Linked DNA regions of Mus musculus: region 2 is linked to region 1. The links are chromatin loops, found by intact Hi-C in ENCODE. Cell type or tissue: heart. All regions are shown on one strand.

Region 1 (8,000 bases):
CACCCTGCAAGCACAGATGTCCTTAGATGCTCAGGCTGGACTCAGAGCCTCCCTCCCTCTCTGCCCTGTATCTTCTATGGCTCATGTTTCATCTGCTAGGTGAGATGACACAGAAGGCCAGCGCGCGCACACACACACACACACATACATACACACACACACACACTGTCCCTAGGAAAGGAGAAGCAACACTCAGAAATAGGGCAGGCCAAACCCTAGTTTATTTTCAGTGTCAGCAACAGCTTAGCCATCAAAAAAATAAACTCTACCCAGGGCGACAGAAGTCTCTACAGCGAGGCTAAGGGCTCAGCCGCCAGGCGGCAAACATCAAGGATGCATGGCGGGCACTGCCCGGTTAATAAGTTAGGAAGCGGCAGCCTGATGGTGGCGAGGGCCAGGCTTCACTTCTGGGCCGGCATGAGGTCATCGATTGCCTGACCCTGCTCCAGCCGTTGCTCCATCTCAATGAGTAGTTTCACTCCGTCCACCACCATCTGCACCAGTTCCACCTCCGAGAAGCCCAGGCGGTCAGCGTTGGAGACATCAAACACCCCACCGACAGCAGCGGTGTCCACGCCACCTGCGGTGGGACATGGGCAGGTCAGCGGGGCTGAGGACAACACCTGCACCTTCTGCCCCTCACCTGTGCCTTCTGCCCCTCACCTGTGCCTCGCTTCTGAAGCCGCAGCCGCTTGAGCACCTCCGAGAACTTCTCGTGCTTCCCCAGGTGGGGCAGCTTGATGTGCACACCTGCCCGCAGTCCGGTGCCCAGGTTGGATGGGCATGTGAGGATGTAGCCCAGGTGAGGATTCCACATGAACTCATAGTTCTTGGACTTGAAGAGAGTTTCGATCTGAAGGTGGAGAAGGGAGAGTTAAGAGAAGGAAGCCTGGCCGGAAGCCCTACGGACCCTGGGAGATGTGGGCTCTGATCTGCCCCTGATCCCTCCCCAGCACCAACGCCCCTAGTGAGGAAGCCCTGGGGAATGCCCAGGCCTGACCTGAGTGAGGCCGGTGCAGAATCGGGTGAACACTTCCTTCATGTTGCCCCCCTTCTGCATGGAGATGACTCGCAGGTGGTCCTCCTCGTTAATCCACACCAGGAAAGTCTTATTGTCATTGTGCCTAGAAGAGGGGTAAAGTCAGGCTGGAGTCCCTGCCAGAATGTGGCCTTAGATCACACCCAAGAAAGACACTATAGGTGGGTGACCTCAAACAAAATGCTTCCTCAACAAAGTGCTGGAATGTGAGCTGTCACCAAGACGCCAATCCCAGCAACAGTGGAGGAAGGCAGCTCATATACATCTCAATCACCAGTCATGTGCTGTGTGGCCCGCAAGGGTCTGGAGCCTCCAGAGCATCCCACCAGAGGAAGCACGCCTCCGCCCGCTCAGTCTGCAGGGGTAGGAGCCCTGCCCGGACGGGTGCGGAGGCTTTTGCGTCATTGGCACCTGGCACGATCCCGGCGGAATAAGGGGGTGAGAAGGTGGAGAGAAAACAAGAAGCGCCGGCTCCCAGGAGGAGGGCGGAGAACAGACGCCAAAGAGACTGGTCACCACCCTTGAGTCCCTGGAGACTGCGGCCTCCCGCAGCGCAAGGACCACAGTCATCCGCAGAACCAAGGTCACCTGGGCGGAGGGAGGCACTGCACAAACTAGGAATTCAGGGCAGGCCCCACCTTCTAGGGACTGGGGGGGGGGGGGGGCTCGTACCATATGCCACGAGCATCCGGCCAGTCCCGGGCCATGCCGGAGGCCAGCAGCAGAGGCGACACAGGCTTATCGAAGAGGAAGTGGTCGTCAATGAGCTGCTGCTGCTCCGCCTCAGTCATGCTCTTGAGCGCGTAGTACCTGCCAGACAGGTCGCCATCTAGGCTGGACAGAGCTGCGGAGTGCAGAGTTCAAGGACAGGGTGGGCGGGCGAGCAAGCCCGCCGCCCCGCCTGCAGCAGTGTGTCCCCGCGGGCGAAGGTGGGTCTTCGACCCTCAGTCCCCAGTGGGAACGCGCGCGCAGAGAAGAGCGCAGCAGCTCTGGAGGCTGTTACCCGACCCCTACCTTCTACTGCCAGCTTCTCGATGGCGCGGCGCTCCCCGCGGCTGCAGTGCGGGGGGAGACAGAAGCCGCGGATGCTGCGGCCTGTGCGCACTCGCGAGCTCAGCACGTAGTTGGGGTCCAGGTCATCGCCACCCTGGGAATACAAGGTGGTGGCTAGAGTGAGCGCCGAGACCCCTCTCCCCAGCACGCCCGGACCCTGATTCCCCGCACCTGCAGGTTGTCTGGGTTGAGGTCGGTCTTGTGCTCATCACTGGGCTGGTAGCCGCCGTGCCGCTCCTCAATAATGGGGTCGAAGAGGTCCTTGAATACGTCGTAACTCTCCTCGTCGCCCGCCACTGCACCCACAGTCATGATGTACGGGTGGCCTGGAGGAGGGGCGCGGCGACAGTGACGTCACCGTCAGGCAGGAGCAAGCCGAGGCTCTTAAGGCTAAGCGCGGAGAGGGGAACAGGGGACCCCAGCCCACCGAAGGTTCAGGGAAGAGCAGTGGGATCCTTGCCCGGGGGGCTTCTTGGGGAGGCGGAAGCCTGACGCTACAGGGGTGTGCATACCCGGATTGTCTACGCCAGTCTGAATGGCGTCGTCCAAAGTAAAGCCGCTCGGCGTGCACTTGGCACGGAGCTCGGCGTACAGCTCCGGGGTCAGCACCTTGGCCATATGGTTGTTGTGGCTGCTCAGATCAGGGAACTCATCCTCGGCCGGGAAGCGCAGCTTCTGCGTATTATGGCTGTTGGAGAAGGGCATGGCGGCGGCAGCGGGCTGCAGGGAAGAGCGGGGTCAGAGGAGATTTAAACACCGGCCGCCAGGGACCTGCAAACCACTTGGGACCCCCGAGACTTTCCCTGGACGCCACCAAGGTCAGCGAGGTCTGCATCGTCAGAGTCCAGCGCATCCCAAGTTCCCGGGCGGGTCCGATGAGCGCTCCCGGCAGCGAGGCTGCGCGTGATGCCCCGGTCCCGCACCCCACAGCGTAGAGCCCCGCAGGACTATACCCCTGGCCCTTGGACCCGCTCACCGGGATGCCGGACGAAGCAGGGGCGATGGATGCCTGTGCTTGCAGCTCCTGGCGCAGCGCAGAAGAACGACGGCTGCTCGCTGCTCCCTGAGCTCTTAAGGGGCGCGTCGCCGGCCTCCCATTGGCGGCTATTTATAGCCCATTCATTCCATTGGTCCGCGCTTTGGGGTGGTGCCGCCGCTTTGTCCGAGGCAGCAGCCCTTGACACCCCCAGCGGCCCACCCTAGCGGTCCCCAAGTCTCGACCCCGCTGCGCAGTTTGGCCACCCCGGTGGTGCTCGCACAGGATCCCTAAGACGAAACCCCAGAGCCATAGATATCCTAGACCTGCTTCACACACACTGCCGGGGGCAGGAAACTGAGTCTGGGAAGCCAGATGGCACTTGAGGCTCCTGCCTTCCCTGTCTCCTCAGGCCGACTGCGTTGTAGAGAGGGTCATGGTGAGAGTCCAGGTTTTTAACATTGGGTACAGCATCCAAACACCGCATCCAGGCCATATCCTCAAGAGCCACAGAGCCGCCGACCTTCCTCAAGGTGCCTGCGGGCATCTCCTGGGTGTTCTTGGTGCAACACCAGAGGCGCAGTCTGGCTGAGGTCCCGCCCGGAAGCACCCAGGGTGTTCTGACCTTGGGCGGGCTCTAAGGAACACCGCCAAGACCCTTGGACCCAGACCCTGAAAGATTCAAGACATTTAGTTCCTAGAGACTGTTTTTGAATCTCCAAATTCTCATCTCCTGTCCCTTTTCTCGGGGGACCGGTTTCTACCACCGCACCCACAAAGAACTCCCCAACACCGGCAGGCAAACTGGGGGTGGAGGAAGCACCAGTCAAAATTAAGCTCATTAATCAGATCCAACACATTGAAACAGTCTCTCTCCCCGTGCCACCCCCCCCCACACACACACACAGGGGAAACCTGGAATTTGACCACAGCCAGTGCCAGGTGTGAATTGGAATGTGTGAAGATAGGCGTTCGCACCTTGCCTGCTGCAGCTGCCAGCAGCTTCATCTTTTTCTGGAAAGTAATTTGGCAGTATTTGTTAAAAAATTTTTAAATTGCTCTATGACCTAGCATTCCCACTTCTAGGAATGCAGCCTACAGAAAGACGGTGTCCCTTCTCTACAAACAGATCAGGAAACGTGTAGAGGGAGAAAGTTTGGATTCGATCTGATGCTCATTAGGGAATGGTCGTGGGTAGAAAAGTGTGGTAGATGGTGCAGTTGATACAAATAGAGAGGTGAGGTCCTGCGTGGCGGCACACCCTTTCTTTTTTTCTTTTTCTTTTTTGGTTTGTTTGTTTGTTTAAGACAGGGTTTCTCTGTGTAGCCCTGGCTGTCCTGGAACTCACTCTGTAGACCAGGCTGGCCTCGAACTCAGAAATTCGCCTGCCTCTGCCTCACAAGTGCTGGGATTAAAGGCATGGGCCACCACGTCCAGCTGCAGCACACCCTTTCAATCCAAGCACGAGGAAGGCAGAGACAAGCAGATCTCTGTGAGATCCCTCAGGCAGATCCTTCCTCTAAAAAGAGAGTCCAGAACAGCCCTGTCTCAAAAAAAAATCAGTATCTGTGCTTTCATATTTAATGTTCACTCACAGCCACTCACTCACTCCTGGGCTAATAAAGCAAGAACAAGAGAAGCCTTCATCCTTGCATGTTTGACAGAATATCTTCAGTCATTTGTCTTTGACAGTTTCTCTCTCTAGCCTTGGAACTCACTTTGTAGACCAAGCAGGTCTCAGAGCTCTGCCTGCCTCTGTTTATCCACTTGTGGACTTAAAGGCATGCTCCATCCTGCTCTGAGGGATTGCAGTCCAAAGCCTAGCTTCAGAGAACTAATGGCACACTTACGCCCCAGAGGAAAAGAAGCTGAAGATGGCTTTGAGGGAGACTGCTCCCCCTGAGCCTCCAGCCACACATGAGGTGCTAGATGCAAGGAACGTGCAACAAAAAGTGCACAGGAGGCACAGGGACCCTGCCTTTCTGTGGAGGCAGGCTGCCTGGAGGAGCGAACTGTGTGAGGTATGACAGGAATTCCAGGCTGAGATAGAATGTGCAGGTGCCTGGGGAGAAGACTGGAGTGAAGAACTCGGGGCAGAAAGACTGCCTGCCTGCCTCTGCCTGGGTAGAGTTGAAAAGTCACCTCTGTTCTGTCCCCAGGGCTACTACAGAGACTCCTCCTGTTTTTCACTCACCTTGGCCAGCTTTAACCTATTGTGTTTTGAGACAAGATCCCATAAACCAGGCTCTTTCTGTCTCAGCATCCCAAGTTCTAATATGGGACTGAACCACTATGCCCAGGTCAAGCCACTTGGGGGGGGGGGTTCAAGACAGGGTTTCTCAGTATAGCCCTGGCTATCCTGGAACTCACTTTGTAGACCAGGCTGGCCTCGAACTCAGAAATCCGCCTGCCTCTGCCTCCTGAGTGCTGGGATTAAAAGTGTACGCCACCATGCCCGGCTCAAGTCACTATTTTGTAAGCCAATAAAACAACCTCACATGGGAGCTGGAGAGATAGCTCAGTGGTTAAGAGCTCCGACTGCTCTTCTGAAGGTCTTGAGTTCAAATCCCAGCAACCACATGGTGACTCACAATCATTCGTAATGAGATCTGATGCCCTCTTCTGGTATGTCTGAAGACAGTTACAGTGTACTTACATATAAAATAAATAAATTAAAAAAAAAAAAAACCTCACATAAGGAGGTATTCCAGCAGTCAGGAAGAAGAGGCAGATGTATATCTGTGTATTAAGTTCAGCCTAGTCTACATAGTGCATTCTGGGGCAGTCAGGGTTACAAAGAGAGACCCTGTCTCAAAAAAAAAAAAAAAAAAGGGAAAAGGGAGGGGCAGGAAGATTAAGAATCAAGGCCAGCCTGGGCTCCAGGAGTCCTAGTCTTTGGCTAGACAGCAGGTGTGCCCTCAGCCTGTATTCTGTGCTCCCGGCAGCCTCTCCCCATCTCAGATATATCTGCAGCTGCCTACCCAGTCCCTACCCCTTTCAGGGAAGCTGGTTCTGCTTAGCCTCAAGTGCTCAAGTTTCTATTTTAGAAATAGGAAGCGAACTTGTTATCTAGGCTGGAGGTGGGGGTAGGGGGCTCAGGGCTTCCTCTTTGTCTCCAGGATTTGCAGCTTAGCCTTTTCTCCTTCCTTACCCCTTTTTATCTCCCTGCCAGAGCAAGACCAGGACTCTGGTAGAGGTGAGGAACAGAAGTCAAGGGTGCCTATTATCCCAGCACTAAACCACACCCAGTGCAGGCACAGGTTCCTGTGACCTTTGACTACTGTCCCATTCTGCAGATACACAGAGGAAAAGACACAAAGAAGTACTGGCTCAGAAGGTCCTGATATCCCCCGATGGTCCTAGGGTGACTACCCTTGGGACATCATGCAGATTCATAGAGTATATGCAGCTATAGTGGAAGGGACAGCAGGATAGGGAGGTGAAGGGGCCTTTATAGCCTCCAGATGACAGTATCAATGTGAGGCCCCCACTGGGGTGTTGCTTGGAAGTCCTGATAGCCCCCAGAGCAAGGAAGCAAGATGAGGGTCTTCCAACCTAGCTGTGTTCCTGACTGTGGGCCTGCTGCTCTCCTCGGGAGTCGGTAGTTGGTCTGGCAGCTCCCAGGCGAGAAGCTAGATGACATCACCCCCCAGATTTATGGTCCCATTTCCTTCAAAATCACACCAAGTCATACATTAACCACAAAGAAGGAAGGGGTATCAAAGGAGTCTTTGATAATCATAGACTGAGTTTTTTAATCATAGAGCAGGGTCCAGTCCAGCAGGGCAAATGGAGAACAGATAGGGCCATGGGCTCCAGGTTCGCCAGAGGCTAGCCACAGTCTGTGGCCAAGGTGTATCTCTTCCTCTCTGCTCCCTTGCTCATGGAGGGCAAAGGGGAAGTTGACAGGGGTCAGAAGAGAGGTGAGGGCTGCAGACAGTGCAGCAGGAGGCTGTGCCAGTCAAAGGGGGACTCTTGGCAACTTAGGCCCTGCCAGAGGTGCAGGTGGAGCAGCCTCCCCCAAAGACATCTTCAGCTTCTTTTCCTCTGGGGCTGGCTGCCCCTGTTCTTGCCCAAGAGCGCTATCAGTTCTCTGACTCTAGGCTTTGAACTGGAATCCCTCAGGCCAGGGTGGAGCACACCTTTAAGCACAGTATTTGTTAGGCAGAGCAGGCAGATCTCTTGGGTCTGAGACCAGCCTGATCTACATAGTGAGTTCCAGGCAGCCAAGGCTATATAGGGAGGCTGTCTGAAAGACAAAATATAGCCCTGCATGAACCATGTTGTCGGTATGATGTTACACAAATTAGCTTTCTGTTCCCCATCTGTAAAGTGGTCATAAAATTGTAAGGAAGAGGATTCAATGACATGAGAGTGAACTGGCCACATGAAGCATCTGTTCTTATTAGAACTCAGTGCATAAACTGCGCTGGGAAATCTCCCCACCCTCACCTCACCAGCTAGGGTCTTAAGCTGCTGGTTCTGCTTGAAGACTCCAGGCTGAGGCTGGGCATAACAGATGACTAGTTCTGAGAAGATGGACTGTAGAAGAGGTACACAGGAAGAACTGAGAAGCCAGCAGTGGGCAAGTGGAACCAAGCCCCCCCCCCCCCCCCCGTTGAACTCATAGGTTGGGTGGGGATGTAATCAGGCCTGGTCTCCATGCCACCGAGAAGCTGAGGAAGAGGAACCTCCCAGGAGAAGTGAAAAGTCTAACTCTCCAGAGGGGCAATTAGGATGTGTATTGGGCTGTGCACCACCAAGGGAATGAAGTACCCTGTTAGAACAGGGGTTGTGGGGGCAGGGAGGATGGGATAAGGAGTTTCTGAAGGGAAGTCCTGGAAAGGGGAAAACATTTGAAATGTAAATAAATTATTCAATAAAGACGAAAAAAAGAAAGAAAAGGGTTGTGGGGCTGTGGATATGGCTGGG
Region 2 (8,000 bases), 420 kb after region 1:
GGCTGAAGGCATTCTGAAAATGTGTGTGGAGACTCCCTGCTTGCCACGTGCTGAGCCAAACAGGATGTTTGGGCTCTGGGCCAAAGGGAGGGAAAGCTGGGGAGGCACAGAGCACATGATGACACGGGGTCTCATCTTCCATCTGGAAATGTCTGATCCTGGACATCCTAGCCCTGTACTGCTGAGGAATGCACGGGGCACAGGAGGCCTTTGAAATGCCAGGAGAAGGCCAGGCCTGTGATCCCAGCTACCTGCCAGTCAGGGGCAGGAGGGTCACAAGTTCCAGCTCGGCATGGCTTGCAATATTTTTTGTGAGAGATTTACATAAGGTGATGGTGCCTGGTTATAAAGAGACATGTTTTTAATGAGAAGAATTTAGAAACCACGCTTTCATCATAGTCCATTAAAATTGTGCACATGCACAATAAAAACATAGCCTCCCCCTTTCAACTGTTCACCAGTTAAATGCAAACAGCATGTTCCTAGACCACTCTTGCATCAAAGAGGAGATCACAGAGTATAATCACAGCCAGCCAGAAGGAAATGAGACCTTACACTGCTAACACGTGTGAAATGCCCAGGATGTAAGATAACCAGTGCGTGCTCTTTAAAACTCATGAAAACAACTGTGGACATGAGATGGATTTGAGAAGGCGGAGCTAGCAGTGAATAGGGATGGTTGTATCTGGAGCCAGATCCACATATCAGCCCCTCACTGGTCTGGTTAAAAACTAAGGTGCCCACACTATGCTAAAGCCTCACACTTCCAAGGCCAGCCCCTTGCCCAGTTCTGTCAGAAGAGCCCCATCAGCCACAGTGCTGAATGGTGTCTACCAGGAAGCTCTGTAGAGCACTCATACAGGCAGCCCTGCTTCACCTGCACCCTGCTTAAAGCCTGCACAGATGTGAGCTGCCTTCGTCGGTTGGAGAATGGTGGAAGTCTCCAGAAACCCAAGTTTCCAGATGCTCCCTCAGGCCCTGCCTTGCCAGTAACTTTCTACGACATGGCCCTGCAAGGCTTTTTGGGTTTGGTCTGTGTTACAGGCAGCCAGACACATCTCCTATCTGATAAGGTGTGAACTCAAAACAAAACAGAAAAGAATGCATAGCCAGTGAACAAGTGTGGAACATGTTAGTCAGGATCAAAGGCCGACAGAGATGGAGACCCGGACAAGTGTGGTGTGAGCCGTTGTTTCTTCAGGGCTGCTTATTCAGATGCTGAAACTCAAGTCTTGACTCAGAGCAGCTCCACTCCCAGAAAGCAGAGAGCCAGGCCTGGAGGCACATGCCAGTAATCTCAGGACTCAGGAGGCTGCTGCGGGCCGAGCCCAAATCTGAGGCCAGCCTTCGGGATACAACAAAGGCGATTAATTCAGAGAGAGGTCTGAACACTTAAGTTCAAAAACCAGGACTGGGCTGGGGACATCACTCAGTTGGTAGAGCACTTGCCTAGCTTGAAAAGCCCGAGTCTGAGAGACCAGCAAGTGATGCACATCTTAGACCCCAGCACTCAGGAGCGAGGTCTCTGAGTTCGAGGCCAGCCTGCTCTACAGAGCGAGCTCCAGGCCACCCAGGGTCACAAGAAACCCTGTCTTGAAAAGAAATAAAGGAAAAAAGAAAGAAAGAAGGAAGGAAGAAACAAAGAGAAAAAGAAAAGAGGAAACTTTGTTTGACCTCAGCACCACATAAACTGGAGGTGGTGATGCTCACCCGTGCTCTCGCTTTGGGGGCAGAGGCAGGAGGATCAGGGAGGTTCAAGGTCCTCCTCAGGTTTAGTAAGCTTGAAAGCAGACAGGGCTACATGAGATCTTGTCCAAAATAAATCAAAACTCAATTATGCACCTCGAGGGCTTAGAAAAACATGAGCAAGCTGTTCCACAAACCGGTAGGGAGATAAAGGGGGCGGCAGAGACTGATGAGACAGAGAGACTATAAGAACAAAGGGTCAAGTAAACAGAGTTAGTTCTTTGAAAATACAAACAAGATCACCAGGCATTAGCTAAACCCATCAGGAGGAGATGACCCAGGCGATATGAAAAGAGAGCCCGAAGACATGCTTGCGAAATTCACAGGGTCTTTAAGGAGTATTCTTTAAATGTATATATTTAAAATCTGGGGGATCTAAAAGAAATAGATGAAGTCTTAGGAATGTATGTATGATCAGCAGATCTAAAATGAACAATGATGTTAGTGTGGATGTTAGTGTTATTGTCTGACAGGGACTCGGTGTCTCAGGAAATCAAAGCAAGGACTGAACATCAGGACTGTATAAAAGTTAACATCCTTCACGTGGCAGAGGAAACAAGAACAAGGTGACAGGTTGGGAAAACAGCTTTGCTAGCTGAACATCTGACAGTCAAATCTCGGCCACAAAGAAAATCCTCAGCACAGAGAGAACAAGTCAGGCAGTCGGTGGGAAATGAGCAGACGGTCGTCAACAGAGGCACTGGTGGTCAATAAATAAATGGCCCATGCGTGCTCAGCCCTGGGGAAAGACTACACCGATCTCAGCAGTCCTTAGTTACCTGTTGTCCTCTTCCTCCTCTTCCTCCTCCTTCTCCTTCTCCTCCTTCTCCTCCTCCTCCTCCTCCTCCTCCTCCTCCTCCTCCTGCTCCTTCTCCTTCTCCTTCTCCTCCTGCTCATCCTCCTCCTCCTCCTCCTTCTGCTCCTCCTTCTTCACTTTTTGTTTTGTTTTGTTTTCTTGTTGTCAAGGTAGGGTTTATCTGTTTTAGCCCTGGCTGTCTTGCAACTTGCTCTGTAGATCAGACTGGCCTCCGACTCACAGAGATTTGCCTGTCTCTGCCTCCGGAGTGCTGGGATTAAGGGTGTCACCACACCACCCGGCTGTAGTCCAAGTTGAGGCCTTGTGCACTTCCTCCCTTCTCCCCCCCCCCACCATGTTTGCCCATCTGTTTGTGTTTCCTTGTTTAGGGAAGAGCACAATTGGTTATCCAATACCACATGGTCAGCCCTAAAAACATGTAACTGAGTAAGTTGTATTTGTACATTTAGGAATAAAGACAGACATATAGACACAGACAGACAGACATATCTGCAGCAACAATTAAAGAAAAAAGAGACCAAAGATTTGAAAGAGAATGAAATTATATTTTATGTGTGTGTGTGTGAGACTCCAGGCCAGGCACAGTAGTTCACACTTTTTTGTTTTGGTTTGGTTTTTTTTTTGAGACAGGGTTTCTCTGTATAGCATTGGCTGTCCTGGAACTCACTCTGTAGACCAAGCTGGCCTCGAACCCAGAAATCTGTCTGCCTCTGCTTCCCAAGTGCTGGGATTAAGGGCATGTGCCACCACCGCCCGGCAGTAGTTCAATTTATAATCCGTGTGCTTCAGAGGCAAAGGCAGGTGGCTCTCTGTGCATTCAAGGCCAGCCTGGTCTACCTAGAGAGACTCTGTCTCAAAAAGCAAGCAAAAAAAAAAAAACCCAAAAAACAAAACAAAAAAAAAACCAACAAACAAAAACAAAACCAACCTCTCTTGATATTCCATTTTACCCAAGGAATTTCAAATTAACATGTTACAGAGATACCTATACAATGTTTGTTCTGACACTATTCTCTGTGACCATGATAGTAAATCAACCGCAGTGCCTGTCAGCACATAAACTGGTAAGGTGTACACATTCACTGGGGGTTTCCTTAATTGTAAAGAATAAAATTGCTTTTTTTTTTCCAGGAAAAATGGATGAACTGGGAGATCATCCTGCTAAGAAAAATGAAGAGCAGAGTCAGAAAGACAAACGCCCTGTGTTTCCCCAATATCCGGAATCTGGAGTTTTGAAAATATGGACACAGGCGGAAGATGTGAAAGAGGAGTGGGGGGCAGAGAGAGGTTTCCCAGGAGCAGTGGGGGGACAGGAAGCAGAGAGAGGTCTCTCAGGAGCAGTGGGGAGATGAGAGAGCAGCCGGGGGCAAGCAAAAGCAGGATGCACACGCGGGAAGAGGCGGCATGGAGCTGCTGGTTCCTGTGCTAATGTCTCTCTGCCTTTGAGGAGCAGAGGCAGCACAGGCAGGCATCAGAGTCCTGCCAGCAAACACCTTGGGCATTTTCTCTTTCCACAGAGTGGGCTTACGAAAGCCTGGCAGGACCTGTGCCCATCTGAAGCTTCACTGCAAAGGCCAGGCAGTCACTCTACAGGGAGGGAGATGCTGGAGACAGAGCCTGCCTTTCAGTGTGCTATTCGTTATTTGGAAAATGCCACGTTGACCTCAGAGCACGGTAACATTCGAAGGCTCCCGAGGAGTCTGAGATTATCCTGTGCTCTTGAAGACCTGCAATGAGGGAGCAGCTTGCCAGCGTTTACCCGGTGTCCTCCCCTGAAATCGTGTTCTCCAATGAGCCACTTTCAAGAAAGTCTTGGAAGGCTTCCCTAGCATGCGACTTGGTCATTTGGACACCACTGCCACCTACTGTATCGCTTCCAGCACTGCACTTAGCCAGCACCTGAGACATCAGATGTCGGTGACATCCTGTGAGTGCAGGGAGCAGACCTGCACCAACCCACGGAAGCAGGATTTTTGTTTGTTTCATGTGTATTTGTTTTATGGGTATTTTGTATGCATATGTATATGTGCATTAATGAATGTTTGGTGCCCCCAAAGGACAGAAGAGGGCTTTGAATCTCTGGAAATGGGCTTGCAGACTGTTGTGAGGTGTCATGTAGGTACTAGGAATTGAACTTGGATTCTTTGCTCTTAGCTGTGTGGCCATCTCTCCAGTCCTGGAAGCATGTTTATATAGAAGTCAGTGCTCTGGCTCCTTCTGTTTGGCATTGTTGATCGCTTAGTGTCCTAGTTCATTTCTGTTGCTATGATAAACATACTGATAAAAGCAACTTGAGGGTTTCCATCTGCACCTGGAACTGACCCTGTGCCACAGCTCTGCACACCCAAGTATGGCTGGAAGAGAGATGGTCTCCCAGGAGTATCGAAATGCCTGTGAGCACAAGTAAGACCACCACTTCTGCTCAAGTTCCTAACCCAAGAGGGACCCACCAAGAGCCATCAGGACACAGGAACCAAAGAACAGCCAGGGACAGGATCCTTCTGGTTTCTGTCTGCACCCTGGAGCTGACCCTGCCATTGCTCTCCATACCCAAATTCCTACAGGAGAAAACTGGTCTCCCAGGAGTACCAGGATACAGGCTTGCAGAAGGGACAAGCCACAGTCAGAGACAGCAAGAACAGCTAACACCAGAGATAACCAGATGGTAAGAGGCAAGGACAAGAAGATAAGCAACAGAAATCAAGGCTACTTGGCATCATCAGAACCCAGTTCTCCCACCACAGCCAGCCCTGGATACCCCAACACACCAGAAAAGCAAGACTCTGATTTAAAATCACATCTCATGATGAGGATAGAGGACTTTAAGAAGGACATAAATAACTCTCTTAAACAAATACAGGAGAACACAGGTAAACAGGTAGAAGCCCTTAAAGAGGAAACGCAAAACTCTCTTAAAGAATTACAGGAAAACACAACCAAACAGGTGAAGGAATTGAACAAAACCATCCAGGATCTAAAAATGGAGATAGAAACAATAAAGAAATAACGAAGGGAGACAACTTTGGAGATAGGGAACTTAGGAAAGAGATCAGGAGTCATAGATGCAAGCATCGCCAACAGAATACAAGAGATAGAAGAGAGAATCTCAGGTGCAGAAGATACCATAGAAAACATTGACACAACAGTCAAAGAAAATGCAAAATGCAAAAAGCCCAAAATATTCAGGAAATCTAGGACACAGTGAGAAGATGAAATCTAAGGATAGTAGGTATAGAAGAAAGTGAAAATTCCCAATTTAAAGGGCCAGTAAATATCTTCAACAAAGTTATAAAAGAAAACTTCCCTAACCTAAAGAAAGAGATGCCCATGAACATACAAGAAACCTACAGTACTCCAAATAGACTGGACCAGAAAAGAAATTCCTCCCATCACATAATAGTCAAAACACCAAAAGCACAAAACAAAGAAAGAATATTAAAAGCAGTAAAGGAAAAAGGTCAAGTAACATATAAAGGCAGACCTATCAGAATTACACCAGACTTCTCACCAGAGACTATGAAAATTAGAAGATCCTGGGCAGATATCATACAGACCTTAAGAGACTTCACTGGAGTGGACGTAGCATGCAACCCCAGGCTACTATACCCAGAAAAACTCTCAATTACTGTTGATGGAGAAACCAAGATAGTCCATGTCAAAACCAAATTTACAGAATATCTTTTCATAAATCCAGCCCTAAAAAAGGATAATAGATGGAAACCGCCAACACAAGGAGGGAAACTAATCCCTAGAAAAAACAAGAAAGTAATCTTCTTTCAACAAACCCAAAAGAAGAGAGCCACACAAACATAGAAATAACATAAAAAATAGCAGGAAGCAACAATCACTATTCCATAATATCTCTTAACATCAGTGGACTCAATTCCCTAATAAAAAGACATAGACTAACAGACTGGATACATAAACAGGATCTTCACCAATCCTACATCCAATAGAGGACTAATATCCATTGTATACAAAGAACTCAAGAAGTTAAACTCCAGAGAACCAAATAACCCTATTAAAAAGTGGAGAACAGAGCCTAACAGAGAATTCTCAACTGAGTAAACTTGAATAGCCAAGAAGCACCTAAAGAAATGTTCAACATCCTTAGTCATCAGGGCAATGCAAATCAAAATGACCCTGAGATTCTACCTCACACCAGTCAAAATGGCTAAGATCAAAAACTCAGGTAACAGCAGATGCTGGTGAGGATGTGGAGAAAGAGCAACACTTCTCCATTGCTGGTGGGATTGCAAGGTGGTACAACTACTCTGGAAACCAGTCTGGTGGTTCCTCAGAAAATTGGACACAGTAGTACCTGAGGACCCAGCTATACCATATGTAGCAGAGAATGGCCTTGTGGGGCATCAATGGGAGGAGAGCCCCTTGGTCCTGAGGGTGTTTGATGCCCCAGTGTAGGGGAATGCTGGGGCAGGAAGATGGGAGTGGGTGGATGGGGGAGCACCCTCATAGTGGCAGGAGAAAGGAGGAGATGGGGGTTTCTGGAGGGGAGACATGGAAAGGGGAAAACATTTGAAATGTAAATAAAGAAAATATCCAATTTAAAAAAAAAGAAAAGAGATAAAAAAAAAAAGAAGAAGCAACTTGCAGGAAAAAAGGGGGTTATTTCAGTTTGTAATTCCAGGTCACAGACCATGATTGTGGGGACATCAAGGCAGGAGCTTCAAACAGCTAGTCACATTGTATCCACAGTGACAAGCAGAGAGAAATAAGCACAGCACATTACCTGCTTGCTTGCTCTGCTCATTTTGGTTTCTCCACTCATAGACAGTTCTGGACCCCAGTCTAGGGAATGGAGCTGCCCACAGTGGGCTGGGTCTTCCCACATCAGTTAATTTAGACAACCCCTTACAAACATACCCACAGCACATCTCAATATGGACAATCCCTCACTAAATCTCTCTTCCCAAGTTATGTCAGGTTAACAATTAAACCACAAGGGCTGATATAATACGAAATAGCCAGCATGATCAATCAATACAATTTCAACATTGATACTTGTATTACTTTTCTCATCACCGTGACCAAGCACCCAGTGAAAGAGCTTGAGGTCACACTGCATCCACAGTCAGGAAGCAGAGGAGATGAAAGCTGGTGATCAGCTTGCTGTCTGTTTCCTTCAGTCTAGGACCACATGGGATGGTGCCATCCACATTTAGGGTAGTGCCTCCCCCCTTGACTAGCCCTACCTGGAAATACCTTCACAGACATACCCGAAAGTCAGTCTCTTTGTTGACTCTAGATCCTGCCCAGTTGACAGTATTTACTGATGGGGCTTATCTTGGCACCCCGTTTCCCCGAAGAAGGCAGCGAAGGGGTGTGAGATCTGGCCAAAGCTGCCTTACCTTTGGCAATTCCATCCGAGATTGCGTGGTCAAAAGCTCTTTACTTTTTGGCAATTCTTCTGTCCTTA

Evidence for each region. A loop is a pair of places that touch in the nucleus more often than their neighbours do. Peaks named below come from ENCODE experiments on the same cell type or tissue, not always from the same donor. Only the 100,000 strongest peaks of a DNase experiment are listed, where the experiment ranks them.
Region 2: it touches region 1 in a loop (2.6-fold over the local background); 2 of 42 quality-filtered maps call a loop at or near these places.

What each region holds. Positions count from the first base shown.
Region 1 is chr12:111,669,162-111,677,161 of GRCm38, forward strand. It overlaps Ckb (creatine kinase, brain), which reads right to left and starts at 3,177. Exons shown (of 8, transcript NM_021273.4): 1 at 3,069-3,177; 2 at 2,605-2,812; 3 at 2,264-2,418; 4 at 2,054-2,186; 5 at 1,712-1,883; 6 at 1,001-1,124; 7 at 664-853; 8 at 194-580. The coding sequence starts at 2,797. The coding sequence ends at 402. In heart, no CTCF peak of the experiment used is centred here; DNase peaks (open chromatin) are centred at 460, 1,760, 2,390, 3,210 and 3 weaker places; H3K4me3 peaks cover 3,638 bases; H3K27ac peaks cover 5,580 bases; H3K27me3 peaks cover 1,046 bases.
Region 2 is chr12:112,086,866-112,094,865 of GRCm38, forward strand. No RefSeq gene overlaps it. Among named protein-coding and RNA genes, the nearest start is that of Aspg, 16 kb to the right of the region's middle. In heart, a CTCF peak has its summit at 4,430 (motif pointing left); a DNase peak (open chromatin) is centred at 4,376; H3K27me3 peaks cover 1,686 bases.